Regions from separate parts of the Homo sapiens genome. Here region 2 is linked to region 1. The links are chromatin loops, found by intact Hi-C in ENCODE. Cell type or tissue: IMR-90. All regions are shown on one strand. Each heading gives the region's core, and the rest is flanking DNA. Links, peaks and the distances in the headings are about the cores only.

What was found. Hi-C counts contacts between places; a loop is a spot of excess contacts. Peaks named below come from ENCODE experiments on the same cell type or tissue, not always from the same donor. Only the 100,000 strongest peaks of a DNase experiment are listed, where the experiment ranks them.
Region 2: a loop joins it to region 1, with 3 times the contacts of the local background. A loop is called at or near these places in 1 of 110 quality-filtered maps.

The regions. Positions count from the first base shown.
Region 1 is chr21:28,261,496-28,269,844 of GRCh38, forward strand. No RefSeq gene overlaps it. Among named protein-coding and RNA genes, the nearest start is that of LINC01695, 37 kb to the left of the region's middle. In IMR-90, for the core only: no CTCF peak of the experiment used is centred there; no DNase peak of the experiment used is centred there; H3K27ac peaks cover 138 bases.
Region 2 is chr21:28,203,650-28,211,998 of GRCh38, forward strand. All of the region lies in intron 3 of LINC01695 (long intergenic non-protein coding RNA 1695), which reads right to left. Among named protein-coding and RNA genes, the nearest start is that of LINC01695, 21 kb to the right of the region's middle. In IMR-90, for the core only: no CTCF peak of the experiment used is centred there; a DNase peak (open chromatin) is centred at 4,312; H3K27ac peaks cover 1,966 bases.

The DNA.
Region 1 (8,349 bases), core at 12-8,011:
TAGCCAAGAAACAAAAAGTTACACATCATGGAAAAGAAGAGTGAGCTGCAATGATGGTTTCATTTTTATTTATAAACATAGCAATCCCTAAAGGGCTCAAGTTGATTAGAAATCGTGTGCATGTGTAATAAAAAGTGAATTTTTCCCCAAGAATTTGGCATCTAACAAAAATTTTCAGTGCTTTAAAGAATAAGAAAAGGGTAAAGGAAATACAAAGTTCAATAAAATTTTCCAAACCTTTTCTCAAATCCTCAAATACCAGGGTACTTGAATTAGTTCCTGTCAGTTGGCTGATGAGTGAATTGGGATTGTTTTGAAATCAATTGTTGTCAACAGACTCATTAATTTCCCAAGAATTGGTCAACGATTTACTTTTTTTTTGAAACGCATTAATAAAGTTGACTAAAAGAAATTGGATTTGAGTCATGTTGATTTAAATAACAGCTATTTTTTTCTATGAAACTTTTTAGTAGTAAGTAATCTAGAAGCATAGGCAGTCACTCTTTTCTCAGTTGAAATAAACCTAAATATATATTATAAACTTTTTCCTATAGCAATATCATAATATCTGATGAATATATTTGATTTGCCTTTAGTCATTAAACTTTTTCTTTTGACTCCATCAACTTCCAGATGGTGTATTTATTTAAAAATCAAAATAAGCACTGAAGTATGACTAGGAACACAAAATCCAGTTTTTTTCATTTTAGAAAACATAATGCCCCAAATTACTGCTTTTTCAGAGAAATAAGAATCCACTAAGCCGATACATTTACTTTGAAAAACCAACAACCTCAGTCAATAATTTAAATAATTTCAGGCCGGGCTCGGTGGCTCACACCTGTAATCCCAGCATTTTGGGAGGAGCAGGCGATCGGATCACGAGGTCGGGAGATCGAGACCATCCTGGCTAACAAGGTGAAAAAAAAAATAGCCAGGCGCATTGGCGGGCGCCTGTAGTCCCAGCTACTCGGGAGGCTGAGCTTGCAGTGAGCCGAGATCGCGCCACTGCACTCCAGCCTGGGCGACAGAGCAAGACTCTGTCTCAAAAAAAATTAATAAATAAAAATAAATTTAAAAAAATAATAATAATTTCAATAATTTCAAAAGATGATTTAATTATATCAACAGCTTTGGGAATGTTAAGAACATCTACATTTGTTGCTGTTATTTATTATTATTTGGTTTTGTTGTGTTAAAGCAAACTAATATGCCCTGAGAAAGAGTCTGTATTTCTATATTTGAGTCCTTGTGGACAAACTGTAACCTAGCTTAACAGGCAGAAAAGATTGAAAACCTAACTTAGGAGTATGCGCCTATAACAATAGCTGAGTCTTAGCCCATCCCAGCAGCCATACTTCAACCACTCATAGACTGCTGAGTGTTCAAACTGTGTTCGAATAAGGCAAACGCCAACCTGTAACCAATCCCGCTGTTTCTGTACCTTACTGCCAATTTCTGTCCATCACCTCCCTTTTCTTGTCTACAAATTTGCTCCGATCACGAGCATCCCTGGAGTCTCTCTGAATCTGCTGTGATTCGGGGGGTTGCGCCATTCGCAAATCATTCATTGCTCAATTCAACTCCTTTAAATTTAATTCAGCTGAAGTTTTTCTTTTAACAGTTGTTTGATGTTTTTTAAATAAAGAGGTGACCAGATGATCAGGTTCATTTCCAGTGGATATTTCCTTTTCTGTGTGTGGCAATTGGAAGATGGATAACTAGTGAGTTCCTGTGAGAACTGTCAAAATGGCATTGCTGTAGTTTTATGAAAGCAAAAAGGTGACATTTAAGATCACATTAAATTCAAGAAGAATTGTCTATGAGTCCAATTTTTGATTTCTTGCAAGTAACTAAATAAGGTATATTTTTTATTTTTGGTTTTAGTCATGTCTCTGGTAGAAGACATTCGTGGTATAGCCACAAATCTCCAATTCAACACCCATCATTGCTGAAGCTTTCCAAGACAGATGTAGAAGAACATTCAGACAAATTCACGTGGCTCATACCAATATGGTTTGGTCCTAAAACCCCATGAAACAGGTGAGTTGTGCCACCAATGACTTCCAAGACTCTTGTTTTGCTCCTCTAGATTTATTGTTATCCTATAAACATCTTTGGTGTTTTGTCCTTATAGCCACAACCTCATATTTACATACATATAATATATGGAGACTCCAAAATATGAACTCTAGGAAAATCACCCATAGAAACATGGAAAGAAATTCTTCACTTCAGCTACAGCAGCTGATCTAAGCTATCCGTCACTAACTTTTTGTTTGTTTGTTTGAGAGAGTCTCGCTCTGTTGCCCAGGCTGGAGTGCTGGAGTGCAGTGGCGCGATCTCGGCTCACTGCAACCTCCACCTCCTGGATTTGTCATTCTCCTGCCTCAGCCTCCCGAGTAGCTGGAATTACAGGCATGTGTCACCATGCCCGGCTAATTTTTTTGTATTTTTAGTAGAGATGGGCTTTCTCCATGTTGGTCAGGCTGGTCTCGAACTCCCGACCTCAGGTGATCTGCCCACCTTGGCCTCCCAAAGTGCTGGGATTACCAGGGTGAGCCACCACACCCGGCCTGAAGACTGATTTATTTTAAGAAATTGGCTCATGTGATTGTAGGGGCCAGCAAGCCTGTCATCTGTAGAGCAGGTCAGAAAGCTAAAACTTCAGGTAAGAGTTGATGTGGCAACCTTGGGTGTAAATTCCAAAGGGCAGCAGGCTAGAACACAAGGAGAATTTGTATTATTTCATTCTGAAGGAGAATTCCTCATTCAGGAATCCTGTTTTTGCTCTTGGGGCCTTCAAATAATTATAGGAGACCCACCCACATTACGTAGGGGAATCCACTTTACTCAAAGTCTACTGATTTAAATGTCAATCATATCTAAAAAATATCCACAGCAATAACTAGATGGTGCTTAACCAAACACTGGGCAACATAACCTGGCCAGGTTGACACTTAAAATTAACCATGACAATATGTTTTTGAAAAAGTGTCATAAACACTCAATAAATGCTTTCTAATAAATATTTAAAATATATAATTCTAACATTACTCTTTAATATATTTAGCAAATAAAATCCAGATACAATGCACTAGCTTTTTTCCTATACAAATAAAATTTAAAAAAAAACTTTGGTTACAACTATTTAAAAACAGTTTATGTAACTAAGCCATTAAAAAAATAGTTTTACAGCCAGCCATGGTGGCAGGTGCCTTTAATCCCAGCTACCTGTGAGGCTGTGGCAGGAGAATCGCTTCAACTAGGAGGGAGAGGTTGCAGTGAGCAGAGATTAGGCCACTGCACTCCAGCCTGGACAACAAAGCAAGACCCTATGTCAGAAAAAAAAAAAAGATAAAAAAAACAAGAAACAGACATAGTTATAGGTTAATACTTGAAGTGTTTGTTATTCAGCAATAAAACTTTCCCTTGAGACTTGGAAGAAACTTAGGCAGGTCCTTTTCAGTTAAAAAAAAAAAAAAAAGCAAACAAAAACTGCTTTGGGAGGCTTAGATGGGAGGATCACTTAGGGCCAGGAGTTCAGAACCAATCTGGGCAACATAGAAAGACCACATCTCTACAAAAAAACAAAAACAAAAACGAACTTTTTTTTTCATTAGCCGGATCTGGCAGTGCATATCTGTAGTCTTAGACAGCAAGATTGCTTGAGCTCAGTTGTTCCAGGTCACAGTGAGCTATAGTAGTGCCACTGCACTCCAGCCTTGGTGCCAGAGCAAGGCCCTGTCTCTAAAATATAATAATAAAATAAATATATATAAATAAAAATTATATAATAAAAACAAATATTGCATGTAAGTCAGGGAAGGGAAAAATAAAAAATAGAAACCTACCTCACAATCACACATCTTTAACATGGTATCAGGCTTTTAGAAATAGAAAAAAAAAGTTTTATGCCAATTTTAAATATGTGATTTATAATTTTCAAAAGATACATTGATTCTTAGTCCTGCAGCAACACTACTGATGAGTTTACAACTGACTAGAGATAGTCTTGCTATAATTATAGGTAGAGCACATATTTTTGTAGACATTAAGAGGTTTAGGAGATAAAGAAATTATTATATGGACATTATAACTTTTACTAGTATAGCTATTTTGAATTGAAAAATGCTGATGACTTTCAAAAAATCAACTGTTGTTTAAATTAGGTGAATCCACATTAAAGAGGCTTAAGGTTATTTAACACACAAAACAAATCAAAATAGTCTATCTGAACAACAAATTTCATGGATCCAAAAAAGCAGATATTTAATCCCTCAACATTCTTGTTCTTTGCCCAGCTAAAATTCCACAATATTTACTGTCTGATACGAGGGAACTAAGTCATTTTTCTATGCTATATGAATAATAGTTTATTTTTACAAATAGAATGATGTGAAAAATGTATCCATCAAGGTACAAAACCTATTTGCAAAAATCACCTAGTAATCAATGACATGAGTCCTTTGTGTAAGATATATCCAGGTTCAAATTCACAGTTTTGCCACTTATTAGCTGTGTTATCCTAGACAACCTTAACTTTCTCATTCCTTAGGTTAATTGTTGGCAATAGTGATATTTATTCTATATTTGATACTTACTCCAGTTTAAATTGGATGTTAAAAAAATACTCAAAGATTAGAAAATATAATAAAGTAACATGCCCTGGACTGTTCTTTAGCAAGTACTGCTGCTTTAAAATAAAATGTACCAATTTTAAATGCATAGTTCAAAGTCTTAACTAATGTATACAGTCATGCAGCCTACACTGTAACATGATACAGCATATCCCTATCACTCCAAAAAGTTCTTACATGGCCCTTTGCAATCCCTCCCCTCTCTCATACTTTGGTCCCTGAAAAGCACTGCCCTATATTTTAAAATCCTGGTTTTTCCCTTTCTAGAATTACAAAGAAATGAAATTATTCAGTATGTAGTCTTTTACGCTGCCTCCTTTAACTTAGTATAATTCTTTATAAACTCATTTATGTTGTTGCATGTATTAATATTTGATTTCTTCATGAGGCATATATGCAAACATTGTACTGGGCCAATTGTATATTCCTGTATTTTTTTGTTTGTTTGTTTTGGTTTTGGGGTCTATTCTGTTTTGTTTTTGAGACAGAGTCTTGCTCTGTCCCCAAGTTGGAGTGCAGTGGCGCAATCTCGGCTGATTGCAACCTCTGCCTCCCGGGTTCAAGCAATTTTCCTGCCTCAGCCTCCAAGTAGGTGAAACTACAGGCCCACCTCATTGTGCTAATTTTTGTGGGGGTTTTTTGTTTGTTTGTTTTTGTTTTTGTTTTATTCTTTTTTTTTTTTTTTTTAGTAGAGATGGGGTTTCACCATGTTTGCTAGTCTGGTCCTGAACTCTTGATCCTAGGTAATTCACCTGCCTCGCCCTCCCAAAGTGCTGGGATTACAGGCGTGGGCTGCTGCACCCAGCCAGATATTACTGTATTTTTAAAGACATCCATATATATGAATAGACAAAGATTTCTAAATATGACATACATACATTTTTTAGAAGATTGATAAATTGGCCCTCATTACAATTATCAGTAACTGATCTTAATTAGGATTAAATTCTGTTCACTGAAAATCACCATTTAAAAAGTGAAAAGAAAAATGACAGACTAGGAGAAAGTATTTGCAATGTATAAATTCAACAAAGAAATAGTATCTAGAATACATAGAGGGCTCTTGTAAGTAAATAAGAAAAAGACAAAAAAAATCCAGTTAAGAGATGGAAAATTTGAACAAGCACTGCACAAAATGAGATATCATAAAACCAGAAAGCAGGCAAAAGGTAATCAACATAATTAGTCATCAGAAAAATGCAAAATACACCCACAGCGACATACTAAGATACATCCACAAAAAAGACTAAAATAAAACTCGCAATATCAAGTGTCAACAACGATATGAAACAACTAGAATTCTTACAGTGCTCATGAGAGGATAAACTGATACAATCACTTTGAAAAAAAATTTTGGTATTATTTTCTATGTCCTGGCTATTTCACTTTTGAGTATGTCCCTAAACAAAATGAGTACTTAACATTCAACAAAATATATGCACAAGAATGCTCATAATAGAGTTTATTCATTGTGTACAAAACTGGAAACATCCCAAATATCCATGAATAATATGATAAGTAAATATATTGTGGCACACGTTGGTAGTATAGAATGAAATTTAAAGCAGAAAACGGGAAAGAATGAACTATTGCTGCATACAGCTGGATGGATTAATTCTTTTTTTTTTTTTTTTTTCAGATGGAGTCTCGCTCTGTCACCAGGCTGGAGTGCAGTGGCGCGGTCTCGGCTCACTGCAACCTCTGCCTCCCAGGTTCAAGTGATTCTCCTGCCTCAGCCTCCCAAGTAGTTGAGACTACAGGCCTGCCACCACGCCCAGTTAATTTTTGTATTTTTAGTAGAGACAGGGTTTCACTATGTTGGCCAGGAAGTAGCTACTCTGGAGAGGAGTACTGAGTAGGAAGGAACACATGGGAGCCCTCTAAGATATTTAAAATATTCTATGCCTTGCTCTGAGTGGTGATTACATGGGTGCATACACATTTAAAAATAATCAGGAAGTTTATTAAATATTTGGGCATGTAAATGCATGTAAGATACCTCAATTAGCAAACAACTCTTGGAAGATACTGCAGATCATCTGGGAGTGTCATCCGGGAAGGCATTTTGAGACAGAATGTAATCATTTTGATCAGATATAAGTTCAGCTCCACAGTTTGAATTCACTAGTATCTTCAGTTAAAGGCCACAGGTGGTAATGATGTCTCCTGTTGCTATATTTAGCGATATAGTAGTTTTAAGATAGCTCAACTTTAAATATGAAGTTGCGATAAGATTCAGTTTACTCACTCTTCATAAGAAATGTACTGAAGAAAGTTCATATTTACAATATATTATTGTTAAAAATAAAATTATAAACGCACTTTTTAATGAATTAATAGCTCTATAAATACCCACTGACTTGGTAACATATGTAAACATATATAAAGCTTAATGTAACTATTAAACAATGGATTTCAGGTTTATTTTAGAATTTGATATGATAAAAGCACTGCAAAAAGGGCAGTTAAAATGTAGCCTACATATTCTCACTCCGGATACTATAAGAAATGAAAAATACCTTGTAAATTACAAGGTAACCCTTGATATATTTGTTTAGTATGCATTTATTTATAATAATTGTATAAACACCTATTTTTTAATTAAAACGCTTATTGAAGACACTATGAACCATGGCATGCAAAAGGCATCAGGATACAACGAGACAGAGATTAAACTCTCAAGCGTTCATAGTGAGAGGGCAGACAGACAAATATCATTATAATTCAATGTTGAAATTGGGTCAGAGCTATGTGCTCATGGAGAGTTCTATGCCAAAGTCTATAAAACACAGTTCCAGTCCAAAGAACTTAAAAATGTAACGACAAAGTGAAATCCATATGAACTTTAAAAACAAAATTCCACATTAATTTCTATAAAACTTGTAATTCATGGTAACTAAAGTTTAAATGTCCTATATTTTAAATTTGGTATAATCAATTCATTGCAGTCTCTGTATTGTTATCTCAGTGTGTATGTGTGTGTGTATATTAAATGCAAAACAATCCAAATGAAAGGCACGAGAAAGATAATATTTTTGTCATATATTTTCTACTCTCAAACTTCCCAAATAAATGCCTGTTAATGATTTCAGGTTTAAAGGGCCTCTTTTCCAAATGCCAGTGAGCATGACAAGTGGCCCACACTTCAAGACTTTATAGCCCTCTGATATACTTGCTCTCAGACACAAACCAGATACTTCACCATCTGCTTTTCTTCTTGCTGATCACTCATGTTTTAGGTTAGATAACATCCACAGAAAACCATAAACACATCATATATTACATGATAATTATCCTTCCTTAAAGATAACAGAAAAGGAAACCCATTTTCTGATGTCACTTACTCCAAAAAGCTTTAAATCCAAAAGATGAGCAATATCTGTTCCACTGAGAAATAAATTAGAACATAAATGTTGAACACTCAAGAAACCAGAGATAAATTCACATACAATAACTCTCCTGAAATTGTCTTTGTTTGTAGCACAATATTAAATGAGCCCAAAGTGAAGGAAGATAAATAACATTTTTAATTTGTTAGACTATCCCACAGATGCACTGGAGAATGCCGGAATATATAGCACATTAGAAGTGCTTTGTCTGCATCATGATATTGATTCCTCTGATCATAACGGGATATTTTAGCTCAAAATGTGATTTTTATGGTGAGAATACGGAGAAAACACTTATTGATGAGCCCACTATTTGCCAA
Region 2 (8,349 bases), core at 78-8,077, 58 kb before region 1:
CAATAATAATTGTAGATTTTAATATAACTTAAAGAGTGTGATTGTATTGCTTGCAACTCAAAAGATTAATGCTTGAGGGGATGGATACACCATTCTCCATGATGTGCTTATTTCATATTGCATGTCTATATTAAAACATTTCGTGTTTTTCATGTTTTTCATCAAAACATTTAATTCATCCTATAAATACATACACCTACTATGTACTCACAAAAATTGAAAATAAAAATAATCATATATTTTTGTAGGTATATAAGCTCATGAAGTTATTTTAAAATCTACAACTTATTGATTTATACATATACACCATGGAATACTACACAACCACAGAAATGAATGAGATCATGTCTTTAAAGGGGTATGGCTGGAGCTGGAGGTCAGTAGTCTCAGAAACTCACAGGAACAGAAAACTAAATACCATATGTTCTCACTTATAAGTGGGAGCTAAGTAATGAAAATACATGGACACATAGTGGGGAGCAACACACACTGGGCTTATTGGAGGGTGGAGGATGGGAGGAGAGAGAGGATCAAGAAAAATAACTAATGGGTACTAGGCTTAATACCTGGGTGATAAATAACCTGTACAACAAACCCTCATGACACAAGTTGCCTTATGTAACAAAACTACACATGTAGCCCTGAACTTAAAATAAAAGTTAAAAAAAGATAATTATACCTTTAAAAATTGTTATAAAATGATCAATAAAAGCTCTCGCCAGTTGCAATTGTTGCTAGAGTTCTTTAATCAATAGAACAAGAACTGTTGTACTTTATTAAATACCAACATGGTAAAAGTTTATATTTTTATTGAGCCTTGCCACATAGACAAAGCATTCATACCAATCATCTCATTTGCTTCACTCAATATTCCTATGAGGCAGGGGTAGCATCTAATATTTTTATTTTCTACATAAAGAAGCAGTTTCACAGTAGTTTGACGATTTATCCAAATTCACCCCGTTACATTTTGGTGAACTGTGGAGGAGGGAGGATAACTGAACTGCCTTCTCTCAGATCTACATTGTGCCCATCTTTAGCTTTACTGCATTTTTCAGGAACTTACATTGTTTATGAAGCCCTTGGCGTCAGGTTTCCAGGTTGGATCTGAAACAGAAGGCTGGATGCAATGATTGTAATTCTAGAGGCAGGAGATAGGGCATTTCCCTTTCTCTCTTCTTCCTGTGATGTCTCTGGTTGTAGCTGCTTCCTCTGTGCCTCTAGCTCTTTTCTCCAGCCCATCACTCCTATTTACAAGCAGCTGGGAGGCAGCCATGATTTCTGGATTCCAATGGTAACAACACCTGCTCTCACTGACCTTCAGGTGTGATGTTAACAGCTTCCTTGTTGTTGCTGATTTCTGGGTGGCCCCGCTCTCAAGTCTTTTCCCCAATTCCTGTATCAAATAACCTCAGTTTGAAAAACCTAAAGTGGTTTTATTTTTCTGCCTAGATCTTAACTGCTATTTGAAAATATACCAATAAGCTTTCCATATTTCAAATTATTAATCTCAACCCAATGTTTCTATTTCATGAAATAGTGTTTTTCCATCATTTGCTTAGAATAAAAAATAGCTATATTTTACTGTCCTTTATTCCTTCTGTATTACTGATGTATACTCTATGGGCTTACTACGATTGTGTTGTATTTGAGTTTCTTAAGGTGTTTTTCATTACATCCCTTTGATTATAATAAAAGTTAATGTGATAAACAAAATGGTCAATGTAGTGGTTAAGATAAAGGACAGAATATAATTCCTCTCTGCCTCTCAAAAGCTGTAGGAAGTTGAGTTACTTTGTCTCTCAGCTTGGTATTAATAGGAATAATAGTTCATATGACTGAGAATTATTGTGAAGAATGAATGAATGAATATGTGAAAAGCACATGATGTATTGCCTGTTACATAGCACTAATAAAAAAGTAGAAATTTTTAGCCAGGTGCTGTGGCTCACGCCTGTAATCCCATCACTTTCGGAGGCCAAGGCAGGCAGATCATGAGATCAGGGGATCAAGACCTTCCTGGCTAACAGGGTGAAACCCCGTCTCTACTAAAAATAAAAATTAAAAAAAAATTAGCCAGGCGTGGTGGCACGAGCCTGTAATCACAGCTACTCGGGAGGCTGAAGCAGGAGACTCGCTTGAACCCAGGAGGCTAAGGTTGCAGTGAGCTGAGATCGCACCACTGCACTCCAGCCTGGGTGACAGAGTGAGACTCTGTCTTAAAAAAAAAAAAAAAAAAAAAAAGTAGTAATTTTTAAAGTATTATTTGAGAATTTGGAGAAAACAGAAAACATAAAGATTATTGTGACTGACATAATTATGAATCTAGAACCATTTATTTTGGATTGTGAGAATTTAAATCGTTAATTAATGTATATGTGTACATGTATATAGTGTGTGTGTATATGGCTGCAAATAATATTTATGTAAACATATAGCATTATATAACGAAATTTTAATCCACTTTTGTAAAATCTTTCCATTTTAAACTTCAGGAATTTAAGAAAAAATAATATGCATCTAAAGTTTTAATACCTTAAAAAATACATTACTTGATTAAAACAAAATTAATTTCAGGCCAGGTGCAGTGGCTCATGCCTGTAATCCCAGCACTTTGGGAGGCCGAAGTGGGCAGATCACGTGGTCAGGAGATCGAGACCATCCTGGCTAACATCGTGAAACCCCATCTCTACTAAAAATACAAAAAATTAGCCGGGTGTGGTGGCAGGTGCCTGTAGTCCCAGCTACTCGGGAGGCTGAGGCAGGAGAATGGCGTGAACCCGGGAGGCGGAGCTTACAGTGAGCTGAGATTGCACCACTGTACTCCAGTCTGGGCAACAGAGCAAGACTCTGTTCAAAAAAAAAAAATTAATTTCAAAGTGTTTGCAAAAAAAAGCATTTTACGAATGCCAAATGTATTACTGAAGAACAACAAAATAATTCAAGTAAAGGAGGATTTTACTACCTTGGATTTATTATAAGAAAATGCAAGGGTCTTCAGCTATGGAGAAAACCCTGGGAAATATAATAAATTAGACAATCTCTTTATGTAACTCTTTTGCTTTTTCTTTTCTTTTTTTTTTTTTTCTTTTTTTTTCTATTTTGAGACAGAGTTTTGCTCTCGTTGCCAGGCTGGAGTGCAATGGCGCGATCTCAGTTCACTGCAACCTCTGCCTCCCCGGGTTCAAGCGATTCTCCTGCCTCAGCCTCCCGAGTAGCTGGGATTACAGGGATGTGCCACCAAGCCTGGCTAATTTTGTATTTTTAGTAGAGATGGGGTTTCTCCATGTTGGTCAGGCTGGTCTTGAACTCCCGATCTCAGATGATCGGCCCGCCTCGGCCTCCCAAAGTCCTGGCATTACAGGCGTGAGCCACCACGCCCGGTCCTATGTAATTCTTTTGCTAGATGAGCTAGATTAGTGCATAATAGTGATGATTTGGTTATTTCTGAAGTACTGCTTCTTTTGTCTGTTCCAGTGTTGTGTCATAGAAGATCCTTTGACAACCATTTGCAGAAAGTTCTTTAAAACAACAACAACAACAACAACACTGAAAATGGCACTTGGGAAAAGATGCCTTTTATCTAAGGCTGGAGAGAAAGAAAAGTCCAAGAACATGGCAGAATAAAACAGAGGCTTAGGGACAAGTCTACAGATGGAATCAGCCAGAAGCAAATTCTATTCTTCCTGCATCAAATACAAAAGAAAGTAAAAGTGATGAAGCCAAGGATCTATACAACTATGAAAATTCATAGTAATTGCAGGAACTATCCCAAAAAGCAAACTTGAAAGCAACTTCAAGTTCTGAATGACAAAATTTAGCAGTCAATTGGGACACTGAATTAATAAAAGATTTATATTATGCAAGCTACAGCTGACGTCCACATTGTAGAAACAAGCGCTCTCTTCTGACTCGTTCCAAGTATACATTATTTTTAAATCATGTCTTAAAATTTAGCCAAAATGGAACTCGAGAGAGCATTATGTAAATCTCACTTCTTGTTTCAATTCCCTCAAAAGTCCCTAGGTCCCATATCAGTAAAGGCTACATATGTGGAATAAGGTTTATAATGTATATAAAACAGAAACCTTCACTGTAACAATAGAACAATAGTCATCCTTGATTTGCTGCTTTATAACCTACCTACTACGTTTATGCAGGGTTACAGCGGGGCTCTGTAAATAATCCCACAAACTCCAAGGAGTACGAGTCTTTGTGTGGAATTCAAGATGTTAATTTTTTCTTTTCTAACTAAATTAACTCCACATGTTTTTTGCTGCAACTAATCTCTTTCCTGTGGAATTAGGCATGGTCTGACTCATTATTTACTTTTTGAACATGACAATTTACTCCAGAGTAGTCCTCATTTCACATAGCCTCAGGCTCCTAGGCCATTTATGTGCACCCAGCATTATTGCTGATCTTTGTAGTTAAGATGTGGATTCTGGAAGGAAATCATAAGACCACCAATATCCAGACTAATGCAACTCGGCCAGCCATCTCGTCAATGGCAGGCTTTAGATAGTATGTGTCTGGGGAGAAATAATTTCTAAGGTGTCTACAGAACTTTAGGACTGATAAAGTTCTCCCAAACATTCCTAAAATGAGTAAGATTTATATTAATTGAGACTGTCCTAAACATCAGACCTTTATCCTTACTTACGATATTGGTAATCCTAACAATGATAAGGTGGAAAATATAACCCATTTTCAACATGAAGAGACACTCATACAGCTAATAAGTAACAGAGCAGAGATTCAAAACCAGCTTCTTTGACGCCAAAGCCAATGCTTTGAAATGAAGCATTTCCATCATTTCTTTTCAAAGTAGCCTGTGGCAGAGACAAGCAGAGATCACTGTGACCCCTCAGAGTTATAAACCAAAGCTCATAAAAATAAATTGACTTATTAAGGCCTCAGAGCTTAGAGATAGAATCTGATCCACAGCCTGACTATAAGGATTCTCTGTGCTGTGCTTATTTATTTTTTCCACCATTAAATTTACTTAAATCATTTAGCTGAAGGTCCAACTTAGGACACTATGAAGTGTTCTTAGGTAGAGAGGAAGGATAGTGGAAGGGAGAGAGAAAGGAGACGAGAGGTGAAACATGAATTTTTTAAGTGAAGAATCTATGTGCTATTTGTTTTGTATCCATAACACCGTAACATTCATAGTAGGTAGCATGGTGTCCTGAACATAGCGACAATAGACATTTAATGACTATATAAGTTAGGTGAATAAAAATAAGAACCCGTTTGTAATTTTTTTCATCTATTTGTTTTCATAATAAAGACCTCATTTTTTATTATGATGATTGCCTGAATATCTGTATACCTTGGTTTAGTTCTGCCCCACCTTTAATTTCAGCTGTGTCACAGTGAATTGCTTTCACCTTCCTGAACTTGATTTTTCTCATGAATATAATATAGAAGTTAGATTAATTAAGTTTAAAATGCTTTCAAACTAAGGTGTATCTGACATAGACAATCTTTTTCAAAAAATGTTTCGTCGTAGGATGACAATCTGGTAGTGAAATTTCCAGCCATATGCAGATATTGATTATATTATATGTGATCTCAAACGTTTCCAGCAACTTGGTACAAGATAGCAACAAAACTTCTGATGTTCTTAATATTTGCTAAGCACCTGTTTATTTTTCATTTATTCTTTATTTCAGCAAGGAATTATTGAAAGACCCCTATGTGAAAGTGCTGGATTAGAAGAATTTCAAGACAACAATGACTGGTGTTCTGAATTACACACAAGATGCCACAGAAGGGAAAAAGATGTGTTTAATGATATTTCTCATTCAACAGGATAGATAACATTTGGACTTGAAGGGAGAGTAGCTGTTCTCTTGCAGCAGGTAGCAAGAGCTGGCCAGCCAAAAGGGCAGCATGTCATGATAACTTTGGGGGATACCAAATTTCTCAGTATAGCCAGTGCAGAGGGGGTTAATGAGGGTAGAGCAGATAATGCTGAGCAGGTAGGCAGGCCCAAGGCCTAAAGGATCCTCTACACCACTCTCAGTTTTTCTATCATATTGTGGGTTATAAGCAATTACTTAAGAACTTTTGGAAGATGAGTGACATAATTATATTTACATTTTGAAAAATCAATATGGCAGTCAGTGGAGGGATGAGGAATGGCAAAGTGGAAAGGAACCCAGTCGTTGAGATAGATAAGGTGGGAAAACCTGAAGGTCTCAACTGAGATTGTCACTTAGGCACAGGAATGATGCATGAGACTTTCTGCCATACTCAACCTGATCCAAGCTTCCCGTCAGGTGTCATACCAAAGAATAGCCTGGTATGTTTTACATTAAAATACATTTTCTGAAACAAAAGAAAACGTGAGAAAAGCCCAATGTGTGAGTAGGTAACAACTAATCAAGTAATTAAACCAAGGCTTTGAGAAAATATCACCATGCCATCGTCTGGATGACAAGAATGTGGTTGCAGATACCTTAAGTCAGAGTGAAAAGTATGGAATACTGGATTGGCAAGGAACAAACTCGGAAAATATACTTCTCTAAAAATAGACGCATTGTTCCTTATTTGCTGGGTCCTTTAGGTACTACTTGATTTGGAAGGAAAGAAATAGATGTGTTGCATATTCTTACAGATATTTTTTTAATGTAAATAGATTTTTCTTCATATTAGGGGAATGTATTTGGATTTGAAATTCAAATACATTTTCAAATTTGTGCCTGAACCATCATCCATCTGGTTCTCCTCCTCACACCCACCACACACCTACCTCTGTATCTCTCTCTTAATGTTTTTATTTCATTGCTTTTCTGCCCAATGGATCAGAACCTCTAGAACCATACATAAATAAAAGATCTAGAGCCTGCCTTAACCGTGGTTTTCCCCACCTCCTATAATGCCTTTGCAGTTGTTCCAGAAGCTGCTATTAGTAACCCCCTCCCCACAAACCGTTGTAATTTCTCTGCTATAAGAAACTTATGAGCATCCATATCTTTGCTCTGGATCAGAACAGATATGTTGATAAACATTTCAATAATTAAAAAATGTAATTTTATCAGAAATAAAAAAAAATCATGCAGGTGAAAGAAAGGCAGATAAATAAGACACAAGAAATGATTGTGTCTATCATGAAGAAGTAGTGATCTGTGTCAGGAGAAAAACACACCATTCCCATACTTTATTTTGCCCACAAAGTGAATTTGACACACTTAAATGTGTCAAATGTGCATTTGACTATAGTGCAAATGCACTATAAATGTGCATTTGACACACTTAGTTTGACTACATATAATGGATTAGATAAAAAGAGGTAGTTTTCTAAGTACAAAGTAGAAACCATGATTTCTTTAAACTGGGTATAAATTGGAAAAAAAAATACTCAACAGAGTGTTGTGGTGTATCATTAATATTTTAGGAAATTTCTAATATTAAACTATTTCTAGTTTTAAGAAGTTTAGACACAGAAAAACAATACATATTTATATAATATCTTTTCAAAGTATTTCATCAATATTTTAATCTCGTTAACTTTTCTCCCACTTTCTTAAGAATCAAAATTCCTTTTTAACTTTAATTCGAGTTCATGGGTACATGTGCAGGTTGGTTATATACGTAAACTTGTTATGTATGTAAACTTGTGTCACGGGGGGTTGTTGAACAGATTATTTCAACTGTTGGTACTAAGCCTAGTACCAACAGTTATTTTTCTTGATCCTCTCTCCCTCCTCCTACCCTCCACCTTCTGATAGGACCCAGTGTGTGTTGCTCCCATCTATGTGTCCATGTGTTCTTAGGATTTAGCTCCCACTTATAAATGAGAACATGTGGTATTTGGTTTTCTGTTCCTGCATTAGTTTGCTAATGATAATGACCTCCAGCTCCATCTATGTCCCTGCAAAGGACACCATCTCATTACTTTTATGGCTACATGGTATTCCATGGTATATATATGTAGCACTTTTTTTTATTTAGTCTATCATTGATGGGCATTTAGGTTGATTAGAATCAAAACTCTTAACTAACATTACTCATTTCTCTCTTTGAGGTTAGCATTTCAAAAGGTTTTGGCCAATTTTCTTTTCAAAATAATAATGTTTGTCTATAAGTTCCTCAAGCCCTCTAACATCTTTTTAAATCTATAAATGCCTTTCAGTGTATTTTCATGCCTTTTCTAATGAGATTCAGACTTTGAAAAAAGATTCCTGTTGGTATCAAAACAAACCTAAATAAAAGTATTCTCTTTCATTATTTTATGATGATTCTAAAATTATATCTATTTTACTTACCATCATTTTGCTTGATAATGCCCAGCTGATTTGATTATCATTTCTTGTCACAGGTAGAACTCTGAGGGCATAA